Regions from separate parts of the Mus musculus genome. Here region 1 is linked to region 2. The links are chromatin contacts, found by Hi-C in ENCODE. All regions are on one chromosome and are shown on one strand. The core of a region is the stretch at or near the end of the contact, and the rest is flanking DNA. Distances in the headings are between cores, read along the strand shown. Region 1 holds the start of Ythdf3 (YTH N6-methyladenosine RNA binding protein 3). Region 2 overlaps Car2 (carbonic anhydrase 2).

The links. Hi-C counts contacts between places; a loop is a spot of excess contacts on that map.
Region 1: a loop to region 2 is called in a map of Patski, with 3 times the contacts of the local background. The contact joins the promoter of Ythdf3 here to the enhancer-like site in region 2. A Hi-C loop is called at or near these places in 1 of 37 maps with a recorded cell type or tissue (Patski).

Annotation. Positions count from the first base shown.
Region 1 is chr3:16,181,070-16,184,839 of GRCm38, forward strand. It overlaps Ythdf3 (YTH N6-methyladenosine RNA binding protein 3), which reads left to right and starts at 2,096. Exons shown (of 5, transcript NM_001145919.2): 1 at 2,096-2,451; 2 at 2,853-2,877. The coding sequence starts at 2,428.
Region 2 is chr3:14,888,147-14,891,811 of GRCm38, forward strand. The region is part of intron 2 of Car2 (carbonic anhydrase 2); the gene reads left to right. Among named protein-coding and RNA genes, the nearest start is that of Car2, 3.7 kb to the left of the region's middle. Within about 2 kb of position 1,710, at least 1 of the 3 ENCODE cell types and tissues checked has a DNase peak (open chromatin) inside an H3K27ac peak, as active enhancers do.

The sequences.
Region 1 (3,770 bases), core at 846-3,345, 1.3 Mb after region 2:
AAGTATTTCTCTGTATTCAATTCTGTTAACTATTAGTTTTACCTTACTATATACAGTATTTAGATATCTTACATTTAAAATGCATCATTCAGTCCTATAAACTATCTGTGCTTGGCTCATCTACTGTTACTTGAAGGTAATACAGAATCTTAAAAATCTTAGTATAAATACTGGAAAAAGTTTCAAAGAAAAATTTAAATAGTACTAGCTAGCAGAGTGAATTTGGGAAAGAGTTTTACACACAGGTCATTACTTATTATGTCTCTGTTGTCATCTATTATTCTTCCTGGGTGGTAACATTCTTGATCCTCAGTTGAACATATATTTCACAATACATGTTTCAGTTCCCTTGCAACCAAGAATTTTCAGAGAACAATGTTGTAGTTAGTAGGAGGTAGACAGGTGTGGGAAATAAAATTGCTATGAAATATCCGGAGAGAGCACTCTGCTCTCCCTGCCTGCCCCGCTCTTTTCTCTTTCCTTTTAGTGTGGTGGGGTTGTGATGATGGCTGGAAGGAGAACAGCCACCTCTGCGGCACTGATGGAGTGTTCTAGAGGTGATCCCAGGGGCACACACACGGGGATCGGAAAAACATTTTCAGGAGTGGTTCTCTCCTATCACGTGGGTTCCAGGTATAGAACTCATGTTGTCAGTTTTTGGTGTAAGTGCCCTTATCTGCCCAGCCATTTTGCTGGCCTTGGACTATTTCTTAAACTTACTTTGGAGCCAGGCAGTGGTGGCGCATACCTTTAATCCCAGCACTCGGAGGCTGAGGCAGGCTGATTTCTGAGTTCGAGGACAGCCTCGGCTACAGAATGAGGTTTTAAAAAATTTTTAATTTTTGAAACGTAGCCTTGGCTGTCCTGGAACTCATATAGATCAGGCTAGCCTCAAACTCACAGAGATCCACCCTCAAGTGCTGAGTTTAAAGGTATGTGCTCCCTCACCCAGCCTTCAATTTTTGTAGCAGCAGTTATCACACAAGATACTGTGACTATTTAATCAATTATATTGCCTGACATTTCAGGAGTACTCACTGAGTTACAGTTTTGATGCGGGGACTCACTCAGTGAAGAAACAAGAAGTGGCTGATTATGTATGTCAGGCCTTAGTTTACTCATGACGCCAAGGTTTAGGTTAAGAGACTTCTCCAAGGTTATAAACTAATCATTGCTAGGTAAGAATTCAAACTGAGATTCGTGGAATTCCAAAGCCATGCTTCTCAGATAGGAGTAAAGTCAAGGCCTGCAAGCCTTTTCTATTAGTTTTCGCTATGCACTTTCAACTTTCCAGCCTCAATTCCTCTTCCGACAAACTCCTTGAAAACCAAAAATGTTTTTGGGAGTGGGAGCTAGGTAGAGCAATGTAGAATAAGGGGGACCTTGGGAAATGGACTGATTTGCAGCTCAGGGTCCGAACAGAAGGAACACAAGAGAAAGGGATTTGGGTTGACCACACCTAAAATTGCCTTTTGAGGATTTGCATGAGAAGCAATCTTGACACAGTGATTCTAAAATATTGTGGTACTACATATAGAAAACTGTGATTTTCCTAATTTCCTGCTTCATAGGTTAGCACTTAAACTGGGAGGTTTTAAAAGGATTTGGCTAGTTAGGAATGCACACTACACCACACCTGTAAAGAAATCTTACTTGGGAAGGAAATTCAATAAAAATGCCAAAATTATAATTGGACTGACTTTCTTTGTTTTTGCCAACAGGTAAGAAAGTAACATTACCAGTTTCTAGGGACATTTTAACATTTTCTTTTTTTCGGGAGGGGCAGCAGTCTTGCAACTGTTTCTCTTTCCGAAGGCTATTTTATTCAATAAAAACCAACCCCATCCCAGTAGAGAGTTAGAAAGCATTCATTGAGAGCGTGCTCCCGCACCCCGCACGCACGCACGCACGCCCGGTGGTGGCTGAGCGGACAGGCGCTGCTGGACCGCTTCTGTAGCCTCCAGGCTAACAACGCCCGAGCCCAACGCTCACGGTACCGCGCATGCGTCTAAAGTACAGCTGCGCCTCCGGGTCTCTGCCCCCCTCCCCTCTCCGATGACGTGCACGGCGGGGGCGGAGCCCGAGGCCGTGGCGGGAGTGGGGGAGGAACTGCGAGGTGTGCGTGGACGTCAGACTGGATAGCGGAAGGTCAGGACGGCCCGGAGCGGAAGTGGGGCTGAGGCGCCTGTCCGCCATTGTGGGCCCGAGGATCGGAGGACGAGCGGGGACGAGCAGTGTGCAGGCGGCGAGCTCGGGCCCCTTCCGCGACTCCCGAGCGTGAGCCCTCTCCCTGGAGCCTGCGAGAGCGGCGGCGGCGGAGGCCGGAGCAGAGCTTCGCGAGGGCGGTAGTCGACTGCTGTGAGTGCTCTCGGCGAGGCCCAGGCAGCGGCGGCGGCGGCGGCGGTTCCTCTCGGGTTACGGTGAAGAATGTCAGCCACTAGCGTGGATCAGGTGAGGGAGCAGGGCCCCGGCTCGGCGAAGGCCGGAGCTGCAGAGCTCCACCCTCGCGTGCGGCGCGGCTCCTCTAGCCGCCGCTAGCTCCGTAACGGCGCCGCGGGTCCCGGTTGTCGGGGCTGCTGCCCAGGCCGGCCTGAGCGCGGGCGGCTGAGTCTGCGGCCGGCGCCCGTGACCACAGGCCCGGAGGTCCCGGCGGCCGCCGCGGGGCCCGGAGCTGGCGGGTGCCGGAGGCGAGGCGGAGAGGCGGCGGGAGGCGGCCGGGCGGAGAGGTTGCGGAGGATCTGGTGGGGTTCACACCTACGCGGATTGTTCTGAAGAACTTGTTTGCAGTGGCTCTGTTTAACGCACTTTTCTTCCCCCTCCCCCTCTTTACCACCTCTGTCGTCTTGCTTCAGAGACCTAAAGGGCAAGGAAATAAAGGTGAGTTTGTTTGTTTGTTTTCCCCTTAGGTGTTCCCTTGATGTGATTTTTTTTTAAAAAAAACTGTAAGCGGTTTCTTTCTTGTTTTTGCACTTCTTTCTAAATATAAAGGATAGAAAAACATCCAACGCAGCTAACAGACAACATTTACTTAGCTCCTGGGTTTGTAGAAACCGAAGTACTAAGAAGAAACAGCTGTCTTGGTTGTATTTCAATGAACGTAATGTTATTTCTTCAGTTTACCATTTATGTTTGTTACATAACTTAGGTCATACTTTTTTCTACATTTGTGTATAGTTGGATAAGTTTTTAAAGTGAACAGCATTCTGTTTGAAATTTCGGGATTACATTTAAACTTGGCAAATCACATGGCGTTCTATGCCACATTGGGTGAAAATCATGCCCCAATCACTGAATAGAATCAGTGAAGTTGCTTGCAAGGAGACAACACCACTATAGAACTCCTAACAAGTATGTAATCTTACAGCAGCGCTCTGATTGGAAGGCGTGTCTCGATCTGGTTTCTTACAAAAGCCCGAGAAGGAAATTATTTGTGCAGTTATTGCTAGTGTTATATGATTTGCTATTTAAAAACTACCACTAAAAGTAAGGCAGTTAAAACACAAATGTAGTTTGTATTTATGCGTGTGGAACAAAGTAGTCAGCTGATTGAAACATGGCTTAACATGTGATATTAGTGTAGAACAATAACTCCTTTCTTGGGGTGGTGCCAATTAAAGAACATTACAATGAGCTATATATTTGTAACGTTTTGTAGTGCCGGAAGTGACACTAAATACAATTACACTTCCTGCTTTTTTTTTTCTTCCCCGTTCCCCAGTAACTAAGTACTACTTAAAAAATAAGATCTGTAATAGCCCTTTAGGTGAAGA
Region 2 (3,665 bases), core at 460-2,959:
GCTGAGATGTCACTCTGATTTCTTTCATAGGTCCTAGAAGTAGGCTAATTACTGTGAAGTGTCCTCAGGGACTGTCAGATATGTAGGGCATCAGGCAAGGTGCCTGTGGGATGTCACAGAAAGCAAGTCAGGTCTTTAGCAATACAGAAACCAGGGAATTCACGAAATTTTAAACTTTTAAGATTCCCTTTAACACATTTGTCCTCCTAGATGAGAGCTATCCTCAGTAGGTATGACCTAATGTGTACTGCCTTCAAGTCAGTAGCGCAGAAAGTGATCATAATCTGAATATTTAAAAGGTTGAAGCTCTTGGTAAATATTGTTTGTATTTGTCAGTGTTGACATAGGGTGAGTATATAAAGATATAAGTATCTCGTTCAAAAATTTATTCCACAGTGAAGATTTTTCAGAGTTGTTTGGATATGCTTAGGCAGTTACTGAAAAAAAAAAAATCCAATTACCATAATTTATTTGTAATAGGGCCTGCTGACAGGATGCTGGTGAATGCTTTCTTCTTTATTTAGAAAATGGAGACCCAGTCCCATTTAGACACAGTGGCTGCCTTTACGGCCTGCTGGTTGACTTAATTGCCAGTGTCCTATTTTCCTGAATATTTTCCTTTGAAGGTCGCTGAATGAAATGGGCCTGTAAACACATTGTTTGCTAGTGGATTGGAGGAAGGGGTATTTTAGAGGGAAAGGACAAAGACAGAGGAAACAGCTACTATTGCTGTCAGAGTTGGAGCTAATGACCATGCTGAATAATAGCATGCTATATAATGTATAATTAAAGTATTACAATCAGGCGGGCCATTATGTTTCAAAAGCAGCAGAGAAATCTCAAATACCTCAGTCAGAATTAACAGCTGAAGAAAGGTGGGTTTTTAGTAATCCCAGCACTAGGGTGGCAGAGGCAGGCAGATTTCTGAGTTCAAGGCCAGCCTGGTCTACAGAATGAGTTCCAGGACAGCCAGGGCTACACAGAGAAACCCTGTCTCGAAAAAGAAAAAAAAAAAATCTCTTCTCCAGTGCAGGGGTTTTCGAACCTGACAAGTCATTCAGGGTTGGTCAGTTTGGAGGAAGCTAGGATGGTTGATTGGTCCAGAACTGTGTGTGGCCAGAGTAGGCTTCAGAACTTGTTGAGCCTGTCTATCAGCAGGGGCCTGCTAGTGGGAGGCTGAAATCTTACAGATCCTTTGTTTTAAGCTGCCAGGTTTTTGTCTCAAGTGATGAGGGTGCCAAAGAAGTGGGTTATCCTGGAAATTGGCACCTTTGCTACCTAGCCATGGCCCCCTCCCTGTCTGCTTAATTGTCTTTCTCTCTCCTGTCTGCCCTCATCACTAAGATCAGTTCACACTTCATAAACTAAGGGTCATGGGGGCAGGTGAACCTTTCCGTTGTCCTCAGAATCCACCATGTATTGAAAATATCTAAAAGAGAAGAACATACAAATATAGGCTCTGACTGTAACTTTGATACAAACAAAGAAACTGTTCAAGGAAGTGTGGACTCTTGAGTTGAGATCCAAAAGATCATAGAAAGGATTGGGGTAAGAGTTCTCTGAAGGAGAATCTGAGGCTCTAGCACAGGAGACAGACAACATGGGCCAGGGGGGTTGAAGAGAGGAAGCCAGCTCAGCTGGCACAGGTCAGGGTCCGGCGCTTTTGGAGACTAGAGTAAAGGAGATGGTTCCATAGCAGGAGCCTGCAGCTAAGCCCTTGAATTTCCAAGCAGGAAGGGGGTGGGGAGCAGGATGTGTGCTTGCCAATACTTCTTTTGACTTAAACTCCCTTCCCTGGTGGGAAATCCTGGAAAGTCTCTTAGCTAGAGATTCACAGACAATGTCCTCAGTTGGGTGTCTATCAACATCTGTGAGAAGGAAAGGCTGTCACGTTGGTGCTTATAAAAATGATGTGGTCCTAGGAACTGTGGAAGCATGGAGGCGGCTTAGTAACTGACATGATACTTCAGTAAAGGCTTTCCAGAAGGTTCATTCAGAGAAATAAAGGGTTTGGGTGTTTTGGAAGAGACTCCAGCAAAGGGCTTTAGGAACCCCCAGGGGATTAAAGAGAGCACAGGATGTGTGTCTGTGTGCCCTAGATAGCAACACAGTCTAGGAAAAACAAGGGTCAGCAAAGATTAGAGTTCTCCTTTGCCCATGAAAGACTCCTTTATAATTTGGCTAGTATCTCCTATCTCTTTCAGTTACTTTGGTTAAACAAAAATCTAGAATGCATTAAAATATTGATATAAAAGGAAAACCCACTTACAGAAAATGTTAAATAGCAATATGTCACATGGAAATATGCTACATAGATTTTCTTTTTAAAAGATTTTTAGATTCTCAAAAGTTTAACAAAGGAAAGTGATACTATAGTCAGCCCACAACATGAAGAAAAGAAGGAGGGAAGGAAGGAAGGAAGGAGGGAAAGAAGGGAGGAAGGAAGGGATAAAGAGGAAGAAACAAGGAAGCAAGGCAGGAAGAAGGAAGAAAAGAATCACTTGCCGAGGCTTGTTCTTTGCGGCACTACTTTCTAACTAGCAGCTGTTTACATAGAGACTATAATGAAAGATCTTCAGATGATAACTATTATCAGTCTTTAGTTGTATGTACCATGTCTTTAAAAGCCAATATAATTTTTCTTTACATTTAAAGCCTAAAAGTAATTTATTTTTGTTACTTGATATATTTTTTCAAAAGTTAACATTTCAGCAATGCTTTATTAAGTTATTTTTGTTCGTTTGCTTTAGCATCATTTTTAGAGTCTTTTAAATTTTTTATTTTCTGTATTTAAGTGCATCAGTCATTTACACCCCCTCTCCCCTCCCCCACTCCCCAGCACTGGGATCTCAGCCTTCTAGAATTTATCTTGAAATCAGGCCTTGCAGTGTGTTCTGAATGTTATCTTATACCCAGACTTAAGTACCTGGTGTCAGAAACTGAGCTAGCTGGGTTTGCTGTTGTGTTTACTTACTTGGAGGTAATTCTTTTAAAGCATGGAATTAATGTCTTAGACTGAAGCTCGCACTAAAGTTGTCAACATTCCTTTAAAGCCAATAATCTTAAATTAATGAAAAATTGCTAATAATGTTCTTTTAAAAAGTATTGTTAAGAAATAACCTTCCCTGCTTGAAATGTTTTCTTGCCGGCTTTTTCTGGCACAAAAGGAGTCAAAGCGTTAACCATTCCTAACTTATTAACTCTTGCTGATAAGTTTAAAACTCTCTGCTTTATCGCAAAGTTAGGGATGAATAATGAGAGCAATGTCAGAATTCTTGAGTCAGCACCCACATCTTGTTCAACTCAGTGAGCTCTCCTTTTAAAAACAGAAACAGTATTTATTTGTTTATGCTACTTCAAGAAGAAAGAAAGAGGTTGAGTGACTCCCCTGTTGGCCTTTGAAGCCAACCATTGTCTGGATAACATAATGAGGCTTTGTACCTGGGTTCTGTTGAACTTTCTAGGGACTTAATTTTGGAGCTCTAAATTTACCGGCCACAAGTGATCCTAAGCAACCAATGAAGCGTTTCCATGCACGTAGTTAGTAATTTCAGAAAAATTATTAATACCTAGGACAGTGACCAGAGTTTCCTAAACACTCTTGAGTCGTGAAACTTACTCCTAAAAAGTGTCAGTTTAAATTTATGTAGTCCCTAACCCGGTTA